2 separate regions of the Homo sapiens genome follow, and region 1 is linked to region 2. Evidence: read pairs that join two places in POLR2A ChIA-PET (ENCODE). Cell type or tissue: PC-3. All regions are shown on one strand. Links, peaks and the distances in the headings refer to the core of each region. The heading gives the core; the rest is flanking DNA.

Evidence for each region. Peaks named below come from ENCODE experiments on the same cell type or tissue, not always from the same donor. Only the 100,000 strongest peaks of a DNase experiment are listed, where the experiment ranks them.
Region 1: POLR2A ChIA-PET joins it to region 2 with 5 read pairs; 2 of 35 experiments call an interaction of 5 or more read pairs at or near these places.

Annotation. Positions count from the first base shown.
Region 1 is chr12:65,563,521-65,575,351 of GRCh38, reverse strand. MSRB3-AS1 (MSRB3 antisense RNA 1) reads left to right here. Exons shown (of 4, transcript NR_120431.1): 2 at 5,304-5,361. Among named protein-coding and RNA genes, the nearest start is that of LINC02454, 33 kb to the left of the region's middle. In PC-3, for the core only: no CTCF peak of the experiment used is centred there; DNase peaks (open chromatin) are centred at 6,611 and 9,571; H3K27ac peaks cover 2,149 bases.
Region 2 is chr12:65,332,403-65,344,233 of GRCh38, reverse strand. The region is part of intron 4 of MSRB3 (methionine sulfoxide reductase B3); the gene reads right to left. Among named protein-coding and RNA genes, the nearest start is that of MSRB3, 60 kb to the right of the region's middle. In PC-3, for the core only: a CTCF peak has its summit at 4,964 (motif pointing left); DNase peaks (open chromatin) are centred at 4,903 and 8,893.

The DNA of each region.
Region 1 (11,831 bases), core at 1,964-9,963, 230 kb before region 2:
ATGTTCTTTCTCTGGCTACTTTTAAGATTTTCTATTTATCATTGCTTTGGAGAAATTTGATTATTATATTCCTTGGTGTAATTTTCTTTATGTTTCTTGTAATTAGAGTTCTTTGGGGTTGTTGGATCTGTGGGTTTATAGATATCATCAAATTTGGAAATTTCCAGCTATATAATGTCAATTTTTTTGCCTTCTCCCTACTGTCTTACATGTATATTATTACATGTATATTAATGATGTAATGTATATTATGTAATGTATGATGTAGTGTAATGTATATTACATGTACATTAATGAGTATCTCATTACATATTAGCCTGATAAAATTTGTCTCACAACTACTGAAGCTCTTATAATTATTTTAAAATATTTTTATTTCCTCTTTGTGTTTTGTCTTGAGTAGCTTCTATTGATGTTTTCAAGTTTGCTAATCTTTTATTCTGTAATGTTTTAACTGCTATAAATCCCATCTAGTGTATTTTTCATCTCAGACATTATAGTTTTTAGCTCTCGCTGTTTGATTTTTTTTGTATTTTTATAACATACTCTATATTTTTTTTAGCTTTTGGAATACTGTTAAATTAACTTTTCAAATGTCTGTGTTTAATAATGCTAACATCTGTGTCAGTTCTGGGTAGATTTCAATTGATTGATTATTCTCTTCATTATGGGTCTTATTTTTTCTGCTTCTTAGAATGTCTGGCACTCTTTTATTGGTTGCCAGACACTGTGAATATTACCTTGTTGGGTCCTGGATATTTTTGTGTACCTATAAATATTCTTGAGCTTTGTTCTGGGATATAGTTAAGTTCCTTGGAAACATTTTGATCCTTTTGAGTCTTGCTTTTTAAGATTTGTTTGGCTGGACCATGGCAGCATTTAGTCTGGTAATTTATTCCCTAGTACTGAGACAGGACCTTTCTAACTACTCTACCCAATGCTCCATAAATTACAAGATTTTTCAGTCTGGCTATTGGGAACAGACCCCATTCCCAGCCTTTTAACTGCTGAATATTTTTTATCTAATAGTTTCTCCAGCGTTGGACCATTTTCTCACATACATGTTTTAATCAGCACTCTGCTGAATACTCAAAGGGAATCCTCTGAGGATCTCCAGAGTTACTCACTCCTGTATCCCAACTACTCTGTCCTACACACTGTAGCTACCTTTGCAGTTGTTTGAGTCAGAGAGCTGAATCTGATCCCTGTTATTCCATCTTGGCTACAAGTAGAAGTCAATCATTTATTTTTAAATGAAATTTAAAGAAAATTGGCAAGATATGTACAAAAACTCCCATATCTCCTTACCCAAAGTTCCCAATTATTAACATTTTACCCCTTTCCTCCATCTCTCTCTCTCTCTCTCAAAATTTACATTATTCTGTTATAAACCATTTAAGCAGTAATTGCAGACCTGATGATTAATCACTCCCAATTCCTCCAGTGTATATTTCTCCAAAACAAATACATTCTCCTACATAACCACCTTACAACCCTCCAAATTAAGAAATCAACATTGATATAACACTGCTATCTAATTAACAGAACACTCTCAAGTTTTTCCAACTGTCCCAATAATATCTCTTTATTTTCTTGTCCAGGAGTCAACCCAGGATCATGCATTGCATTTAATTGTCATAGATTTTTAAATCTTCTTCATTCTGGAACAGTTCTTCAATCTTTCTATCTCTTCATTCTGTAGATATTCCTCTACCTAAGTTTATCTGATGATTCCTCATGTCCAGAATCAGGCCATTACTACTTTGCAGGAATGCTCTGATGCTGTACTTTACTTGGGCTATCACATCAAGAGACACATGAGGCCAATCTCTCCCTCCAATAGTGAAGTTGCTGTTCACTGGATCAAATTGACATCTACTAAGTTTCTCCATCATAAACTCAATGTTTTCCCTCTTCATAAGTATTTGGCAGGGAGATACTTTGATACTATGCCAATATTCAGCTCCCAATCAAACCTCCACCTTCCACATTCAACATTATTGATGGCTCACATTGAATTTCATGGAACCTGGACTTAACCCATATGCACTTAGTTTTCCAAAGGCATCGGCAACTATGATCAGCTGTTCCAGCTGTAACAGTCCTAATCTCCACTGCGGATCCATATATTTTTTTTAATTCCATAGTTTAGAGAAGCAGTTATATCCATCTAACCATCCAACCATATATAATTCATTCACTCATTCATTCATTAAACAAAAATTGTTGATATATCTACCATGTGCCAGGCACTGGAAATATAAAAAAAATAAGATGTCCAGGCGTGGTGGCTCACACCTGCAATCCCAGTACTTTGGGAGGCCAAGGCAGGCGGATTACCTGAGGTCAGGAGTTCAAGACCAGCCTGGCCAACATGGTGAAACCCCGTCTCTACTAAAAATACAAAAATTAGCCAGGCATGGTGGCAGATGCCTATAATTCCAGCTACTCAGGAGGAAGCTGAGGCAGGAGAATCGCTTGAACTCAGGGGGTGGAGGTTGCAGTGAGCCGAGATGGCACTACTTCACTCTAGCCTGGGGGAAAGAGCAAGACAAAAAATAAAATAAAATAATAAAAAAAAATAAGATACACTAATTGTACCTAATACAGTCCTAGCTTTAGTAGGGAAAAATGGCATGTCAACTAGTAATTACAATTTAATATGATTACAACAATATAATGCATTATTAAATATATGGAGTATCAAAAAAGCTTTATTAGCATATAAAAGGTTTCCTAAAGAGGTAATATTGGAGCTAGGTTCTTTAAGGTGAGTTATTTGTCTTTGGGTGGAAGTGAGGGGAGAGTAAGGATGTTTGAGATGGGAGAAAGAGGGAGGGCGGCAAGAAGGTAAGAGAAGAGAGACTGGTGATGGGGAGGGAGAAACAGAATGGAAAATTGTAGGTGGGCCAGGTCGGTGTGGGACAAATTGTTTTGATCATGCTTAGTAGTCCAGTTTTTATTCACTAGCGGTTCCCACTAAAAGTACAGATTCCTGGGACTCATCCTGAAGTTATTGAGTTAGAATCCCTGAGGAGGATCTGGGAATCTGTATTTTAACAAACATCTCAAGTTTATGAATCACTGCCATAAGCCAAAGAATATTTCAAATGCTTTAAAACAAAAGTGAAATAATCAGGTTTGTGTTTTTAAAAGCTCACAAAGGGACTTGTGGAGGATGACTTCGAAAGGGAGGCAGGTAGACACAACCATCTGTGTCCTCAGTCAGAGCACTCTACCAGTTATTGGCAACACACAGACTTCTAAATCCTATCTTTTCTGGAGCTTAAGTGATCTTAGCTGAATTTAAGGCATTTGTGGAGAGGATTTGATCCAAGCTACCAGCATTGTGTCTTGTGTTTCTGAATTGTTCAGGCTGTAAAGAAGATCCAGACCACTAAGATGCTCCAAAGTAGATTGTTAGAAGACACTAGCCGACAAGATCTGCCAAGAGTCTCATTGTTGAACATGTTCAACAGTTGAACTCTATGTTCAATAAGAGAAATTGTGGTGAATATGGTTGATTGGCACTCAATACCTATTCTACCCTCCTTTTAGTGCAGTGGCTTTTAAACTTTTTAAATAACTCAACCCACAGTAAGAAAAACATCTGATATTGCAATCCAGTATACACATATGTGTACTACAAAATAGTACTTGTGCTTACTGAGTTCATGATTTCTGATATTTTCTATTCTGTTCTATTTTCTTTCTTTTAATGTTCTCATGATCTGCTAATGATGGGTTCTGATCCCAAATTTGAAAGCCATTGCCGTGATGTGCAATGAAGACTACTTTTTCTCACACATTTCAGCTAAAGTCCCAGATGTATTTAGGCTTTGCAAACCAAATATCCTCATATTGCTTTTGCCATTTCTGCTGGCAGGTGTGTTATAAAGGTGTTTGGTCTTCTTGGCAATGTCAGCAGAGATTTGGTTGCTAGCATAGGTACCTTGCATGGGTATTTAGGAGAAAGGCAATGGACATCCATTTTTGCTAGTGCAGTTTGTGTCAGGAACAGAATGGTTCTGGAGTATGTAGCATTAGTGGCTTCATAATCCTGATACCTTTTAATCAGGAGGTTCTCTGATTGCAGTGGCTTTGTGATCAAGGCAGTGGCAATGTGGTGCTGGAGCCTGAGGAGCCCTGATCCTAGAGTGGCAGCAGCTCCCTTGGTTTCCAGTACTGTGTGTAACTGGGCAGGGCAAAGGAAGGTAACCAAAAGCTCACTCTATAGGCTGTGTTGTCTCTCCTTCCAAAAATTCTTTATGCCACTTAAAAACCTATAGTAAATCGCTACCTGCCTAAATTAGCTAGAGAGTATTCTGTTCTCTGCAACAGAACCCTAGACACAGAATAACCAGTCCTGCTGAATTACCAGTGAAGTACCAGCCGAGGGGGCTCAGGACTTGCTTAAGCCTTTATTCAGCAGAACTTATCTGGGTCTAGCCACAAAAATGAAGGAAGGACAACTGTGTCTAACAGCATGGGTCAATCTTAGAACCATAAGGTAGAGCAAAAATAGCAAAACACACAGTATATGGTTCTGTTTATATAAGGTTTTTTCTAAAACATGCAAATTAAACTATATTGCATAGTGATAGATCTAAAAAGAAAAGAAATATTTAACATTGATATGGTTTGGCTGTGTTCCCTACCCACAATCTCATCTTGAAGTTTAATCCCCGTAATCCCCACATGTCAAGGGAGAGACCAGGTGGAGGTAATTGAATCATGGGGGTGGTTTCCCCCATGCTGTTCTTGTGATAGTGAGAGAGTTCTCATGATATATGATGGTTTTACGTGTTTGGCAAGTTCCTCCTTTGCCCATTTTTCTGTCTCCTGCTGCCCTGTGAAGAAGGACATGTTTGCTTCCCCATCCACCATGATTTTAAGTTTCCTGAGGCCTCCCCAGCCATGAACTGTGCCATTGAACTGTGAGTCCATTAAACCTCTTTCCTTTATAAATTACCCAGTCTCACGTAGTATCTTTATAGCAATGTGAGAATGGACTAATACAACCATAAAATTCAGGATATGGGGCATGTGATTGGTAAGGTCATGGAAAGACTTCAGAGATGACTATGTTCTATTCTTGACCTAAATGGTCATTTCACAGGAGCTTGGTTTATGTACTTTTCTGTATGTGCATTCTATTTTACATTCTCTGTCACACACACAAAAGATTAAAAACTACAACAGAAAACAAAAATTTTAATTTGGATTCATACAACTTTGGAATTAAAAAATAATCTATGATCATCTGGTTCATCTACTCACCAGGTGTTTGACTCTTCCTACAGCCTTTGCATGGATGATTGTCTGTCCTCTGTTGGGCCCCTTCTGAAGAGTTGGAGTTGGGTAAGTGTCACTCATGAGAGCAGGAACACAATCAGGCAAACCACAGGTGAGCCTTCTAGCTTTATTTTCATGTAACTATGATTGTCCACTCTCTTCCTTCAACCAACCTGCTGTCAGGTCACTGCAGACCGTATTTAAAGAACTCAAAATGATCACAAACCTAATATTAAACCTTAGCACCCTAAGAATATAACTTCTCTCACCCTGACCCTTAGGTTATAGAACCTTTTTCATTTAGCAGGAGGATATCTATTTGTTATTTGTTGTTGTTGCTTGCAAGACACAAGTAAGACAGCAGTGATTAATATAACAGCAGAAAAAGAGATCCAAACCACATGGGTTATCTTCAAATATAAATCACTTTCTTTTTCAAATGGGCTGATAAGGTTTAGGGAAAGGTATTGGGAAAATAGAAATGAGGGACGGGGTGAAAGAAGACCCTACTTTTTGTGTAGCCTCCTTTCATGATATCTTAGAGCTCTCCAGAGTGACCTGAATTTAATAAGGGACACGTGGTCTAGATCTAAAAGTTCATTCAATAGAGGAAAATTCACAAACTGCAGCTCTGCTTCTCCGGTTTTCAAAGAAAGAAAAGGTTGGTTTTCTTCTGGGACTAATGTTGGTAAGATTAAATGTTAATGCTTGGAACATTTTCCAGTAAAAGGTGCTGTGTAAACTTCAAATAATACACTTGTTTTGCAGGTTAAACTTTTTGTTTTTACAGAGACGTAGCATTTCAGGAGAACTTTTCCAAAAGCTGTTTACTTTTTCCTGGTGCTTCTTAATACTTGAAAGATTTTTCTGCTAATTAAAGATTCCCAAATAAGTGGCATGATACAAAAGGATAATGTATCTTCTGTTTGTCCAGTTAAATATTGGCTGAATGAATCACAATGAACAAATGAATAAATGTATAAAAGAATAAGTAGCCATGTGGAATTAGGTGGTTCTTTTTGAAATATACAAAAGTTACATATTTTTATGGGGATGATTTCTGAGAATTACAGGTGATGATTTGATTATAACAAAAGACAAAACTAAATAAGTAGAGCTGCCTTTCTACTCCATGCAGAAAAACAAAAGTTGAAAAATGAAGCAATTATCTGGATAGTTCAGACAAAAAACTAACTATAGAGGGAACGAGGCCCTTTTTCGTGGCCCAGATTCATTTGAGCCATCCAATAACATGACCCACTATAGTGGAATTTGGCATTAAGCAGGCTTGTCTTGGCTCCTGTCCAGTGGGGTTTAGTTACTGAATTCCTTAAAGGACATTGTTCAAACATGGTCTCCCATGTAACTCGGTTCTAAGGCGTGAGCTGCAAGAACCCTGACATCACCATGTGACTCCAGGTCATTATTTCATTGGATCAAATTATCCAGAAAAACACTATCATTCCAGTTTACCTTTCTGGGTTAGGCAAACATAAAATGAATTGTCCAAGATTTGCTACATAACAATTACATGGAAATAACTAAAAGCTTTGCCTGCAAAGTGTATTAGTAAATATGATCCTGATTCCTGGATTCTGCAAATAGAAGCAAATTGGTATCTGCTAATTCTTCACTCACCACACCTGCCTTCTATAATCTTGGTTTCTCTGAACGCATATTTGGTTACTGAAATAATTGTGTTGATTTGATGAATGATAGAAATCACAACAGTTAAATTGCCTACCACTCCAACTGTCTGTCATGACTCTAACTTCCTCTCTGAACTCTTGTTTACCAATTCAAGAAAATGCAAGGATGTTTTGCAGAGGGTAAGCATATTGCAGAAATAGCAATGATGGTCTTTTACTTGCTTCCTCAGGACTGCCACAGCTTTGCTGGCCATGCCTGAGCAAGGTTTTTTATAAAACAACCTGGGACTGGGCATTCTGCCCATGCACACACCTGGCAAATCATAGCCTTCCCTCCTTGGGAACTCAGATGCACACTGGGTTCCCGTTTTCTTTGACTGCAAAACAGACAAGGACCAGCTGGTTAGTGCTGACAGGGTTCACACTACTGATGGGAACACTACTTAAGTGTCCTGCATTTGCTCATTATTTATCAATGGGGAGATATTTTTCTGGAGAAAAGCAAGTCCTTTGTCTTCTATAGAGCGGAAAGTCTGTTATTCCGATGGGAGATGACCTAGGAAGGAAAAGTTGATCATTCATTTCCCATGTGTAAAGTCCCAAGTGTAATTCCCATGTGTGAGATTTTATTTTAAAGATTTGAGTTCTAATATAAGAAATTAATTGTGGCCCTAGAAATACCAGATTCTCAACTTTTTTCTGTAGCAATATAATTTTTAATAGCCGAGTATGTCATTTTTCATTTACCAGGTTGCTTTTATCACTAATTTGAAGCATATATGATTGTTATAAGTATTATTAATTACTTGTATATAACTTTACACTGAAAATAACTTCTGACATCATTGGCCTCAAGACATCCAATAATGCCATGCCATGTTTAATGTGTGAGTATAGAGATAACACGTTCCTGTATGGGTGTGCAAACCTCATGTGAGCCTGGGGACTCTGAGAGATAGAAAAGTGGAGAATCAGGCACTTGGCTGATGAAGGGGTAAGGAAGGAACCTCTAATGCCTGTCCTGTTCTCTCCTCACTATTCCACCTATTTTCCAACATTGTGTGGGACAACATAGAAAAAAAATTAAAAATAAAAATTTCTACACCTTTACCTGAAATTTAAAACTCCCAAGCTTTTATTCTCTCCCTCCTCCAACTCTTCTGTTTTTTTTTTATCTCTACTTCTCTGTCTCCACCTCCTCCTCTTCTCTCCTTCTCTTGTTTTGCTCTTTTTAGTCTTGTTAGATCAAATATCAGGTTCTCTTTTGTCTTTATTACTCTGCTTAACATTGAATATTCATATTCATTCAAGTAAGCTCATTTTTGCATGTTTCCCAACCAAGAAACTAACAGAACATAATAGAAATGTAACTGATACTAAGCTATTGTCCTGGAAGCAGATCTCATTACAATTATATGTAAGAGATATTTAAAAATAGCTCTAAACCAGGAGGCATATTTATGGTCTTCTGAAGACGAACAGACTTATTTATAGGTGAAGAGTCATTCCATAAGATAAGCTAAAATTAATCATACCACTGAATTTTCAAAGAGGTTAGAGTCCAAATTAAATATAGAAGGGCAAACCAGTTTCTTCCTCTTATGTATTTTAATGAAGACTAGAGAGACTGGAGAAATATTTATATTCTTTTATTCATATTTTCAGGATTGCCTCATGTCTCAATTTTTTTCCCCCAAATCTCCCCCTTAAGTGAGGGTACTTCAAAGTGAATATGGGGATTCTCAACTCCTCATATCTTTTTGTTTAAAAAGGAAGAATTAATGGGACTAAAAATTTAAAACAACAGATGTACTAAACGTGTGATTACTGCTGTGAATAAGACATATGGGGGAGTCCCACTCCCTGTGGTTGAGGGCTGTGGTGGAGGTCTGATTCCATCCCAGAGGAGCTGAGCCTCAAGCCGCCACTAGGAAAGGACCGCTGATTTCCCTCAGCGTGAAGGAGATAAGGAGCCATTGCTGTCTAAACATAGCTATCTAACCGCTTGTGGTTAACAGGAGACCCTGCTAAGAATTTGGGGTAATTCAGTTAAGAATGACTATTGGAATGTGCTGTGTGGTAAGGGAGAAAATCTACTTCCAACTGACTTGCCACGTGACTCTGATGGAATTCAAGGGCAGAGAGGAACCAACTCTTCTAGACTCCTCTGCCGATGGCAACATGGTGAAGTGAGCTGCACTCCAGAATCCAGGGTCACAACAGTTCCAGTTGTGCTTAAATGCTATCTCTTCCATTCTGGCCCCAGATTTTTTTTTCTGTCTCTCGACAGAGCTACATAGCTGAGTCATGACGCCTTGAGTGAGAAAACAGCGTCTTCAGACAGTGCCTGAGATAAGAAAAAAAGTGAAGTAGAGTCCCCAGAACAGTGGTGTGTATGTTGATATCACTGAGTTATGGACTATTTCCTTTTAGCCAGTTTCAAAAGATGACTTAGATGACTTTCTCCATATGCAATTAATTCCACATATAACTACAAGAAACTGCATATTTTAGAACAGTTGTGTCATCAGTATGAATGTTTAAACAATCTCTGTGGTCTCTTTCCCACAAACTGATTTAACATGTATATAAAGAGGCTTTGGAATGAGCACTTTACATTTGCTTCTCAAACTTCAGCGTCTGTTTTCAGTAAATATTGAAGATGAAACTTGCCTCATTCATGCCTGGAGCACTGGCCAGTTACAACAAAGGAATGCGGTTGCTGGGCTTCTCATGAATAAAATTCTCCAGTTGTGAACCTAGCCTTTCTCAGGCCATGTCAACAGCAAAACAACAGAATGGATGTGGAATAAAGCATTGGTGGTCAGTCTGTTGAGCTGGCTACAGATTATCCTAATTAATATCCCAATGGTGGGAGTAACACAGACCCACGTTCAAATTCTGCCTCTATCATTTATAGGTGGGGTGCCCATGTATTTGAGTTTGCCCAGGGTGGTTTCAGCTCACTCTTACTGCTCTGGTGTAATTATTGATAGCAATTCCTTCCTATTTCAGATGTGTCCCAGTGTGAGCTATAATACATATGCTCACCCTACTCATAGCAACACCCCGCTGACTTCTCTGTGTCCCTGCTTTTTACGGGTACAGGAGTATGTGTTGGGGTTCTATTCTAGAGGCCCATTTCATATGACAAAGTCATCAAAACTGATTATAAAATAACTTAATTAAAACAAACTACATATGTGGTATAACAATTTATTAAAATATTAAGGTATGGTTTTTCTCCTCACACATTTTTTTCCTTCTTCGCTGATTTTAAGCAGGAACCTGTTCCTTGTATGCTCCTTTGCCTCAGGGACTTTTTGCAGGATGGAAGGGGAAAGCCCCTGAAGTCCTCCGTGACTATTTTTGTCTTTTGTAAAAGCCTAAGACCCTTGAAGAGATAATGTTAAGTGCCCCAGACTCCAAAAAAGAGAGGCAAAGTCACTGGAGGGCAAAGCGAGGCAAGAGAAGCTCTTTTGCCTAATAGGATAGAGAAGGAAGGCTGAAGACCCCTCTAAGAAAGCGAGCAGAAGAGCTGCTAACTAAACCCATTAGTTTTAGGATCAGCTTTATAATTTGCAAGGCCCAGTGCAAAATGAAACTGTGGAAACTTTTGTCCAAATTTCAGGACTTCAATAGAAGAGCATTAAAACAAACTCAGGGTTTTTCTGAGCAGGGGACCCTGTGAGACTACCCATGTCACTTGTGAATAAAGCTATCCCTTCCCAGAGGAGATGGCTCCTCAGGGCATCTAGAGGGAGGCACTTTCCTCAAAGCCTTCTAACCACAAATTGGCACCACCAAAATTCTGGGCCCACTGTGGGCTTCACAGTGGGATGCCAGTGATACCTTGAAAAATTGGAGGTTAGAGCTCCTTCCTCAATTGTCCTTATCCCGAGCAAGCTTTCCAGGTAGTGGTATGGTTTTGGGAAGGAGAGGGGGCCCTCAAAAGGATGAGGTAGATGTTTTTGCCATCTTTTAAGGATGGAGGCTGAGAGTCAGAAAATTAAATTGATTTAAAGAAATGAGGAAATTGATATGTTTTGAACACTTCAGTTTGTAGACTAAAATTTATTCAACGTATGCTTTTATAAATATTTAAGCATATAAAACCAAATGTTTAATATAAGATCCACATTGTAAATATTCCTTTGAGAGTATTTTTCTGCATGGACTGGAATGGCTGAGCTTCTTAAAATATAAGTCCATGAAATGGAAGGAAAGATGCCTGCTTTTCCTTCACTACTGCAAGGACCCTTGATCTCCATTTAAAATTCAGATTGTCACAAACATTTTTCTTGTCCATTTCATGTGCAAAAATGCTCTAAGAGTCATTGAATGGTAGGTTCTGTGAGATGAGAAATTTCCACGGCTTTGGTAACTGATTATAAATTTGAGCATCTCATTTAGGAGGGAGTAAATGTTTTTTTTAAAAGTCACAATTCTCTGTAATAGTGTGATATTTGAGCAAGTTCCTTAACCTGCTATATAGCGTTCTTATCTGTAAAATGAGGATCATACCTCTTGGGTTGTTGTGAGGACTAATGAGGTGACATACACTCTACCTGGCATACTAAATGGTGGATCCAGGACCTGACTCTGCTATGTTAGTCATATAATGGGGACACAATTTCTAGTTCATGGTTACCTCAAGCTGCTGCTGCTGCTGCTGCTGCTTCTGCTGCTGCTGCTTCCTCTTCTTCTTCTTCTTCTTCTTCCTCTTCCTCTTCCTCTTCTTCTTCTTCCTCCTCCTCCTCCTCCCCCTCCTCCTCCTCCCCTCCTCCTCCTCCTCGTCCTCCTCCTCCTCCTTATTCTTCTTCTTCTTCTTCTTTGGTTGTAAATAAGAGAACCCCCAACCACCATGAAGTGCTGGAGGTTTTTTTT
Region 2 (11,831 bases), core at 1,864-9,863:
AATAGATCTCCAGTCTCTATTCCAACAAGCAGCATGCCTCCCTTTCACTGATGAACCTTTGTTCTGAAAACTACTGTGTATACCAATCCTTACACTGTTCAGTATCAATGCTTCACATTTACAGTGTTTTTTCCACTTACAAAACATTTCAACATTATTTACTTAATCCTCTCAAAAGTTCTTGTGACAAGGGTATTATCCTCATGTTACAAACGAGGAAATTAAGGCTCATAGAGGTTAAGTAGCTTATTCAAAGTCACACACAGTAAAGTGGGGAAAGTTGTGACTTTAAACCTCACATGTATTACACCTTAATCATAGCTTTTTCCACTTTAAAATCCAAGTATAGTCATTGGCCATTATCAGAAAATTAGCACCAATTAACACCAGAGTGTGATAGCTACCAGATGGTGAATTACTCAGCAAAAAGAAGAATCAGCCAGAATACAGGGAAGCATTATAACATAATATTGAGCTAGGGAAGGGTGCCTTAGGGGCCAGACAGACATGAATCTATGTCCTAGCTCCATCTCTTACTACCCGTGTTACCTTGAGCATATTACATACCCTTTGTGAGCTTTGATTTTCTATTTAAGTTGTAAAAAATAAAGGAGACAATTTTCTTTAAAGTGCTTAGCAAAATGCATGGTAATTTCTCAACCAATGGTGGCTTTAAAATATTCCCAATTTTAAAATATTCAAACATGATAAACAGTTAAAAAAAATCAATCCATTTGAAAATAAATGCAAATCTAACTTTGGTGTCCCGCCCTTCATTGATTGCCTCTAGGCTTCTGGGAATAGGACAGTGTAAGTGCTACAGGAAGATGGAAGGTAGTCATGAGGAGGGAGAAAATTTGAAACCAGAAGGTTTAAGCAGTTTAAGCTTCCGGTGGCTACCTTTCATTAGGAAGTCATCACCATTACCAGTCACTTAGGGATAAAAAAGGAAAGAAGCAGCAACAACTTAGAAGAGATGGCAGTGGGCAAAGTATCTACCACGAATGTGAGTAGATGGGCAATATGGATTTTGGCCTTTAAAAATAAATGTGGAACTACATTCTAATTCATTCTTTCAAATTATTATTGGGAAAAGATAAATTTTGTCATAGAGAGATGATGTGTTTAAAGTCAGTTTTTAAAATAAATTGTTCAGTGTTTGTAACACATTGAGCAAAGGTAATATTAAAATAATTAGTGTTTTTCTGATACCCTATAAATACTTGCTAATTTTAGAAAAACTTAAAAGTACAGATTTTAAAAATCACCTATAATTGCACCATCCAGAGATAACTACTGTTAACATTTGGTACAAAACCTTTTAAACTATTTCCTATGCATATATTTATAGGTATGCATATTTCATAGATATGGGATCATATGTTAATACTCTTTTAGACTTATAAATGTATTTTAAATCTCTTTCCAGATAATTAAATGTTCTTTTGCACTATTATCTGAAATGTCAGATATATTTTCACCATATAGCTCATTTACATAGACTCCTATTTTGGACATTGAAATTATTTCTTGTATCATAAGAAGAATGATTAAGAACATTCTTGTAGCTATATCTTTATGCATAAAAATGATTTTTGGAATAAGTTCCTAGAAGTGTAATTGCTAGACCTATGGCATGCAGAATTCTAAGACTTTTAATAATTTATTACACTGCTATCCAGAAAGGTACTACCAATTCACACTCTACCCTGTAGTATTTGAAAGTGCTAATTTCCTATACTCTGACCAATACTTAATTTGACAATATTGGAAATCTTCACTAATTTGGTAGGTAAAAAATTATTCATCTTTTTACCTCATTTTTTATTATTAAGAGGTGAAAGATTTTTTCCTAAGTTTGTGGATCATATGTATTTCTTATTCTGAAAAGTATCTGTTTATATTTTCTGCCCATTTTTCTGAGGTTTGTCTTTCTCAATTGATTTTGATATGAATCTTTTGTCCATCAAATGGATTGCATATATTTTTCCCAGTTTGCTTTTTTGCCACTGCTGTTGGTTTTTTTTTTAATAATATACTCTATGGTGTTTTTGAGCTATAGAAAAGTAAAATATTTAGTAGTCCAATCCAATGTCTTTTATCTTTTTATTTCTGCTTTGGGAATCTTGTTTAGAAAGGCCTACATCACCCCAGTGTTATACAAGTTCCCACTTCTATTTTCCCCTAGAACTTGTATTGTAGTAGTGTTGAGTGGTGAGAGACAACAGAAAAAAACACTTTGGTTTTTCTTCTATACCCTTACAAATGACTTCTTAGATTTAATGAAACATAGTATTCATTTATACTAAGAGGTTTTTAAATTAAAGAATACATTTTGAATGTGTATAAAATCTCTTCTGAGTACATATTAAAATGATTATATTTTTCCTAAGATGTCCCAGTATTGAACCATTTGTACATCCCTGAAATAAACCTTACCTTGTCATGACATGTTACTTGTTCAACATATTGCTATATTCCTTTTACTAATATTTTAGTTAAGATTCTTACATCTATTTTCTTTTTTATTTTTAATTTTTGTGGATATATAGTAGGTATATACTTATGGGTTACCTAAGATATTTTGATACCAGCATGCAATGCATAATTACCACATCGGGGTCATTACTGCAAGCATTTATCCTTTGTTTCAAACAACCCAATTATACTCTTTTAGTTTTTTTTTTTTAATGTACAATTATTTTTTTACTACAGTCTCCCTGCTGTGCTAGCAAATTCTAGGTCTCATTTAGTTTTTCAATTTTTTGTTCTTCATAACCATTTTTTGTACCCGTTAACCATCCTCCCTTCCCCCCAACTGTTCCAGCCTCTGGTAACCATCCTTCTACTCTCTCTCTCTCTCCATGAGTTCAACTGTTTTAATTTTTAGCACCCACAGAAAAGTGAGAACATGTGATGTTTGTCTTTCTGTGTCTGGCTTATTTTACTTCACATAATGAACTCCAGTTCCATCCATGTTGTTGCAAATAACTGAATCTCATTTTTTATGGCTGAATACTACTCCATTGTGTATATGTATCACATTTTCTTTATCTATTCGTCTGTGATGGACACTTAGGTTGCTCCCAAATCTTGGCTATTGTGAACAGTGCTGCAATAAAATGTGAGTGCATTTTATTTTCATAAATCAGATAGGTCTATAGTTTTTCTTTGATTGAATATCTTTTTATCAGATCTTGATTTTAGGAGTACTTTACATTTGTCAATAAGTTGATAAGATTTATTCTATTTTCTTTAATTGATACAGTTTATAATAGCATAGGAATAATTTATTTTTGTGATAACTCAATTTCTTCTGAGGTTGCTGGTCTATTCAGGTCTTGTAACTCTTCCTGAGTCAAATTTTGTATATTATTTTATTTTTAGAAAATTACCCACCTCACTGAGATTTTTAATTTATTAGAATTGGGTTATACATAGTATTCTCTTACGTTAAAATAGTTTTTTCCATCTCTGTGGTTTTATCTTATTCTCATTTCTAGTGTTTTAAACATTATACTTTTCCTCCCTTCTTTCTTGACTACACTTGACAGAAATGGTCAACTTTATTGGTCTTTTCAAAGATCAACCTCTAGAATTTATTTAACAGTTCTACATTTTTTATTTTTCATGTTAATTTATCTGGATGTTTTTAAGATTTTCTCCTTGCCTTTGATTTTTAGCAGTGTGATATAATAAGATATGGTTATTCATCCTGTTTCAGATTTCAAGCACTTTCTCAATCTGTAGCTTGAAGTTTTTTTCTAAGTTTGTGAGTTTGAGAAAATTCTTGGCAATTATCTCTTCAAATATTGCTTTCCCATCTTCTTTTCCCTCCCTTTCTGTGGCTCTAATTATATACATGTTATAACTGAAACATATTTCTTATCTATAATTTTTTCTTGCCCTCCTAGCTTCAGTCTGGATATTTTCTACTAACCTGTTTTTTGCTGTTGCTGTCTGCCAGTCCTACTTTCTTGTGTGTCTAATATGCTGTTAAATTCATCTGTTGTGTTTATACTTTCAGTTATTGCATTTTTCAGCCCTAAAACTACTTAACTCTTTACAATAGATTCCAGCTGTCTGGTGAAATTCTCCATCTTGTCATCTATTTTCTTGGATATATTAATCACAGTTATTTTAAAGCCTAACTTAAATATCTGTATATCTGGGCTGTGTATAAACCTGTTTGTTTTGTCAATTTATTTCCCTTGATCCTGTACTTTGGTATGCCTGGTAATTTTTTATGAATGCCAGGCTTTGTGCATGAAAAATTGCACTCCAGATAATTTAATCTTCTTCCAGAGAGGGTTCATCCTATCCTCTGATAGCCAGCTAGACTGGGGAAAGGAGGTGAAAGATCACCTTAATCAATTTGGGGACTGAGCTGACTGGAGGCTGGATTGCAGTTTTTGTTAAGTTTGGTCTATCTTTTGTTTGCCCCCATTACAGTGGTGTGCTGAAGCTTAGGAGAATCTATTGTTATCATTTAAGGAACCTGTTGAGCTAGCTGCTAAACATAGCCATTATTAAAAATAAATTACGTAAATTTATAATTAAATGAATTATATTAAAAACAAAGAAAATAAATATTCAAAATTCATCTCTTCCCAATTATTTAACTACACTTAACTACATTATTTACAACTGTCATATCTGTATTACAGAAATACTGTGTAATGGTGTTACCAAACATCTCTTCCCAACCCCACATTTAGTGATGTCATATCTGTACTTGAAATAGCCCACAGTGGAAGTATCTGCACCACAGAAATCAGAAAATACTAAAAGTCAGTGTTTGATTTATTATTTGTTGATTTAGAGCTAGATTTACCATTCTGTTGGTTGTCTAGATCAGCTGTTCTCAACAAGAGACAATTTTGCCCCAGGGAATATTTGAGAATGTCTGGAGGAATTTTTGTTTGTCACAAGTGCAGAAGAAGTGGGGACAATGCTACTGGCATCTAGTGGAAGGTCAGAGATGCTACTAAACATCCTACAATGTATAGGGCAGCTCCCCGCAACAAAGAATTGTCCATCCCAAAATGTAAATAGAGCTGAGGCTGAGAAACACCTTTCTGTTAGTATGTCTGCCTCTTAGCAGTATGTCTCTGTCTGGAATGTCTGGAATCTTTTTATTTTTATTTTTATTTTTTTGAGACAGAATCTTGCTCTGTCACCCAGGCTGGAATCCAGTGTCACAATCTTGGCTCACTGCAACCTCCGCCTCCCGGGTTCAAGCAATTCTCCTGCTTCAGCCTCCCAAGTAACTGGGACTACTGGTGCATGCCGCCACACCTGGCTAATTTCTTTTGTGTTTTAGTAGAGACAGGGTTTCACCATGTTGCCTAGGCTGGTCTCGAACTCCTGAGCTCAGGCAATCTGCCTACCTCAGCCTTCCAAAGTGCTAGAATTACAGGCATGAGCCACCGCGCCCAGCCTGGAATCTTTACCTCTCTTCTCATGCCTAGAATTGGCAAATGCCTGGAGGAAAAACGTGGACATTTTATCCCAATTTCTTTTATTGATTTTGTTGTTATTTTTCTAGCACTTTGAGATGAAGATTTAGTTTCATTATTTTTAATCGTTCTTATATTTGATAATAAAAAGGCTCGACTATGAATTTTTCTTCTAATGTAGCTTTGGGTGGTTGATCCTATTTTTTGTGACTTTTTGCTCTATTTACTGTTTTGTTGTTAAAGGTCCTAGCCATAGACGTCGTCATCACTCCCTTAGGTGAGACAGGTACAACTTTACAGTTGCAAGCAATGCTATTGTTGTAACAAGCATCTACCAAAAGTAAGTTCCAGGAGTAGTATATTAAAAACAAAGATAATAAATATTCAAAATTCACCACTTCCCAATTATTTAACTACATTTGACTACATTATTTACAACTGTCATATCTGTATTACAGAATACTGTGTAATGGTGCTACCAAACGTCCCTTCCCAAACCGACATTTAGTGATGTCATATCTGTACTTGAAATAGCCCACAGCAGAAGCATTTGCACCACAGAAATCAGAAAATACAAAAAAAAATTATTCAGAAAACATGGCAGGGAATTAATAATTATGGGAATCCAGTACCAAGTATCTATTTACATTTCCGCCATCTTAGTGTCAACTTGAATCATTTTCAGGCAGGTTATTGCTGTTATTCTTATCAGGATTAAACTGTATTTATTTAACAAATAGTCAAGTACCTAGGATTTGCAAAATCCAATGCCCGTGTAATGGAGTAGAGGTGGGGGCTACAAAAGCCCTATATCATAATCTATTATCTCAAAAAGTTCATAGTTTTGTTGGGGAGAGAGATTTGCAAATGACAAATGTATTAAAACTCTGAGTTACTCATGTAAGTTATATAATTTGGAGAATTTAAAATCCACACTAAAATATTTTTAAATTATTCAACAGAAACCAGAAATATTTTGGATGAGATGGATCACTGTGTCAAATAATATATTATAAAATATGCAATAATGTTGACATCAAAAGCCAGTTATACCGACTTAGTTTTGAGAACTTCAGATTTGCATGCTGTTTATGGCTTACTGTGTACATTTATTTAAAGTGGCAGTTTTCACAAATCTTACTTTATACTTCCAACTTTATATCTTTTCTAGCATGTTTCTGTGATCCTTTCCTTCGATACGGTAGGGTTATGAATTAGAAACAGTTGATGTTATTCTCACTATTAACAGCTGAAAAAAAATGAGATAGAAAGTTAAAATAACTTGACTATGGTTATGCAACAAATTTGTGCTGAAACTTTTTTTTTTTTTTTTTTTTTTTTTTTGATGTAGTCTCACTCTGTCACCAGGCTGGAGTACGGTGGTGTGATCTCGGCTCGCTGCCATCTCTATCTCCCGGGTTCAAGCGATTCTCCTGCCTCAGCCTCCCAAGTAGCTGAGACTACAGGCATGCATCACCATGCCCAGCTGATTTTTGGTTTTTTTTTGTTTTGTTTTGTTTTTTGTTTTTTTTGAGACGGAGTCTCGTTCTGTCGCCCAGGCGGGAGTGCTGTGGCGCGATCTCCGCTCACTGCAAGCTCCGCCTTCCGGGTTCACGCCATTCTCCTGCCTCAGCCTCCCGAGTAGCTGGGACTACAGGCGCCCGCCACTGCGCCCGGCTAATTTTTTGTATTTTTAGTAGAGATGAGGTTTCACCATGTTGGCCAGGATGGTCTTGATCTCTTGACCTCGTGATCCGCCCGCCTCAGCCGCCCAAAGTGCTGAGATTACAGGCGTGAGCCACCGCGCCCAGCCTCTGCTAAAACTTTTAAGACACGATGTTTCCAACTGGTGAGCTGGATGGCTTCTGTATCTTTGTTTGACAATGTTATGTGATGGGTTCTTTATCCACGTGTAAAACACACTGAAGATATCTATCTGATTAAAATTTGTGCAATTCTTAATAACTATTTTTCAATAAAAGAATTATTCATTTACAAAAAAAGCTTTGTGAATTACCTCTGAAGTACTTGCTAAAACTTGCACATTATTTTTTATAAACTGCCTTTAAGTAATTTCAAAGTTTGTAAACTGGAATAATATTAATTTTCTGATTCATGTTTATTCAAACAAGATAAATGTACATGAATTACAGTTAAAAGTTTTCCCTATTATGTTTCCCAGTTTATTCTAACTATCCATTCTAATTCACTGTGAAAAATGTAATCCATTTGGAAAATTAACTGAAGAACTAAGATTGTTATTTAGGTAATACGAGGCAAGGCAAGATTGTTCTTTCCTCACTTTCCTTTCCCCAAATAATACACATACACACACAACTTCACACACCTAGGTATTTTTGTATCTATTGCTTCAGTTCTTTTCCGTGTGTATATAACTTTTTAAAAAGAAAAATGCAGTTATAATTATCTTTGTATATTGTTATACTTTGAGTCATGCCTTGCGATAGTTTTCTAGTTTCTCAAATGGAGTTGTTCTTTCCTTTTCTTATGCCAAGCTTTTATGTTCTTTTCTTTCTTCTAAAGTCATGCTTTGGCTGTGTTTTTACTCCCTGTCTCAAGCAAGTCCTTTTCTTCCAATCCAGCTGTAGTTTTTCTCTGAGTTTTCAGTTGAGTTGAAGATAGAAAAGTAACTGTCTGTATTACAAATACTTTTCCTATAAATCATTGTATGGGGACAAGACAGGAAGGGTCAGTGGGCTGAGAGAAGTCAATTTTATATTCTCTTCAAAATAATATATTACTTACTCAGCTATAACACAACTTTAAGTAAGCCACCACTCAGAACTCTAGTTTATTTCAGAACAGTTTCTTTATACTGGAAAGCTTTCTTCGTTAAAGGATTTTGAATAAGGTGAGAGGCAATTCAAATCTTTTAAAATTCAAGTTAAATGTACTTCGTTAGAGGTTAAGAAACATTTTCTGGAATTATGAGCAATTTCCAGCTAGAGTTCCACAAAAGAAAGCTTAAGTTAAATTCATGTTACTCTCCATAACAGAATTCCACAGTGACTGAAATGGTTGTTAAATATCGTAAGGAGAGTTTTAAAAGGGTTGAGGAGACGGGATTTGAGTAGAGAGGAAAACGGGAAAACTCTTATCTTCTCACTGTGCTCTTACATCCTCCCCCGCCACACACACACACAAAATTGCATCACAGAGGGAAAAGTTCATGTTGAAAGTCTCTTTTAGTGGTGAACAGAATAGCATGCATGAAGTAGCACAGTTGAGTGAACTGTGTGTGGCACTGGACTGGAATTTTCTCAGTGAAAGGGCTTATGTTCTTAAAGAGCTGAAAAATGGCTTAAATTTTCTGGTAGCCTAGAATAAAATTGCACAGGAGGCTCATGTGAAATGTAGCATGTGTGAACAGTCTTGCAGCAGAGTTCCATTTGAAATGTAGCAACACAGCTGGAGCTGTGACTCATCACACTAATATCCACTGTTAACAGACAGACCCTGTCTAATAAAGCCTGTACTTTCTCACATTGTAAGGATTTTTTAGGCTGCTGTGATAGTATGATATGTTCCCAAAACTTGGACAGGCCACTTGTATTTAACATTTGTTGAATACCTGGCATATTCGAGGCATTTTTCTGCATTTAGTTTTTACACCTGTTTGGTGTTATTTACCCCATTTTACAGGTGATGAATCTGAGATCACACATCTGGCCTGATATTCAGCAGGCGCCACTAGCTGCTGTTAGTCAGTGCCTGTTCTGATTGTTTGATAAAGATGAAGGGACACAAAAATTTCCAGTAGTAAGATAGACATTTACAATAGTTCGTGTCAGTTGGCATCAATCTTCTCAAAAAATGTAGAGAGAGGATTTTTTTAAAGAAAAGATTAGTGAAAATTTGGAATGCAGCTATTTGAGAAAATGTGACAGGGAGTCAATAAGTGAAAATAAAATGACCTCCCAGTTTCAATTACTAAAATCCTGCCCACAAATCCAGCTGCTGCCCTAGCTCCCAGATGTTGAATGGCCTGATGACTTCCTGAACATTGGCTCCATTTTCTTGTCAGGATTCCAAGGGACTTCCCTAAGGACAGATAATAACCTGCCTGAAACTGAGTCCTTCTTGATGACCTGCCATGATGGATCTCATTACTTTTGGGCTAGCCCTTCCCACATTGAGACACTTTTCAACTTTCAACTTAAGTACTTAAGTACTGTGACAAACAGATTTTTCAAACAATTGAGAGATGTGTGTGTGTGTGTATGCATGTTTCTGTGTGTTCCATTTGTTCCAACGATGCTAAGTGAAATAACCAGAGTGACTAAAATAAAATATTAAAATTTCATTCTACTATAATTCTTTAACTTTCTTCTTTTTTAAATGTTTGAGTGCTACTATTCTAAATCCATTTGTATACTGGCTGTGTGATCTTCACAAGTTACTTATCCTCTCTCAGTTTCCTCATCTATAAAATGTGTTGCTGTGAAGATTAAATGAGTTCACATATATGAAGCACTAAGAACCATGCCTGACATATGGTAAGTGCTGTAGTAAGTGTTAGCTATTGTTTTAGCATTATTATCATTATCATTAGTGAACCTATAGAAAATGAGCTATTCAGTGGAAGGCCTGCTGAATAAGTGTATACAAAATATTAAAATGTCCTATGTGGTTCCTCAAGGTCTCAAACAAAATTATCAGAAGCTGATTGCACATGCATAGTGTTGAGGTTTATCCGCTAACAAGGAAAAAAAAGAGTTCCCACTGAGGCTGTTAATTAACATCCCTATTTCCTTCTTTTTCCAATCCCAGAATCTATCTTGTGCACTGTTATGGCTTACATCTCATTTTCATCACGCTATTACCTCACTATCTATCTAACAGAGTTCAGATATGCATGTGATCAACAACTACGTATTTGGTGATTATTATGTGCCGGGGCTATAAATATAAATATGACTAAGGTATGGCTTTGCCATTGTGAAATTCACTCCAAGAGGGTAGACAAGCACATAGACAGATAATTATAAAACAAAGTAGAAATTGCAATGATGGAAGCGCATTCAAAGTGCTATGGAGCAGAGATGAGGGACATTCACGTTCACACTAGAAGGATCAGATAGGGCTTTATGGAGGAAAAGATTCCAAGGCTTAAAAGATTTCTAGTAGGAATTTAGATGCCTTCTCTGGCATCCAAGGACTTCCTTAATTGGTCCCCTGTAACTCCCCAGCCATATTTCCCATTACTCCCAACATAACCCACCTTCCCACTCCTATTGGACTAGTGTTCCATATCCTTGAAAAATCCACTTTTGATTCTATCTCTGATTCCTCTTCTCATATGGTATTCTCTACTAGGCATCCTCCACCTGGGAAAAACTGAACCCCTCTCTTGGCCTGGTAAAGTGTGTTCTCATCTCCCCCAAGAAGTCTTGCCTGAGTTTGATGTAGTCATATTCCTTCCTATTACATACAAAAGCATTTCAAACAGGCACATTCAGAGAGACACTAGCATTATTTTGTCATATTTTATAATGGTTTGTTGTGTTTTTCTTACTATGCCAAAAAAGTAAGTACGTTGAGGAAAAAAATATTTCATAAATTTATTTTATTTATTCCACAATACCTAGGAAAGTGTCAACCAAAGCAAAATATAAATGGTCAAAAATACTTTCTGAATTATTTTCCCAGTGTTTTCTTTGGTTTATCTGATGTGCAATAAATTCACTTTATGAAGTTTTAAAAGTTCAAATAACCAGAAGAGAAAACATTCTTACTTCTGTCAGTTAATTTACTAACTGAAAGTCAGTAGTACTATATGAGAAATAAACTAGCTTGGTAAAATTTGTAAATGTGAAGAAAATGTGAACCATGGAATAAATTATACATTAGGTTTATAAGAAGGCTGTGAATGAGGTTCTTGTACTTGGTAAGCAGTAAGAAAGCAGTATATTGTTCAGAGAGGAAATGTATTTAGAGTACAAGTTTGAAAATGAAATGAGAATAATTGAATAGCCTTTTTTGTGAGGAAGTAAAATACACACAGCAGTCAAGTAAATGATGAGGATTATGCTCGTATATGCATGCACACACACATATACTTTAAGTGTGAATAAAATAACAGAAATAGCAGTGGGGGAAATGATCTTTTCTTTTTTTTATTATACTTTAAGTTCTGGGGTACATGTGCACAACGTGCAGGTTTGTTACATATGTATACATGTGCCATGTTGGTGTGCTGCACCCATTAACTTGTCATTTACATTAAATATATCTCCTAATGCTTTCCCTCCCCACTCACCCCACCCCACAACAGGCCCCGGTGTGATTAGATACTTGAAATTCAGCACTCTTCTTATTTCTTCTGTATTATCTATTTCCCTCCCACTAGTA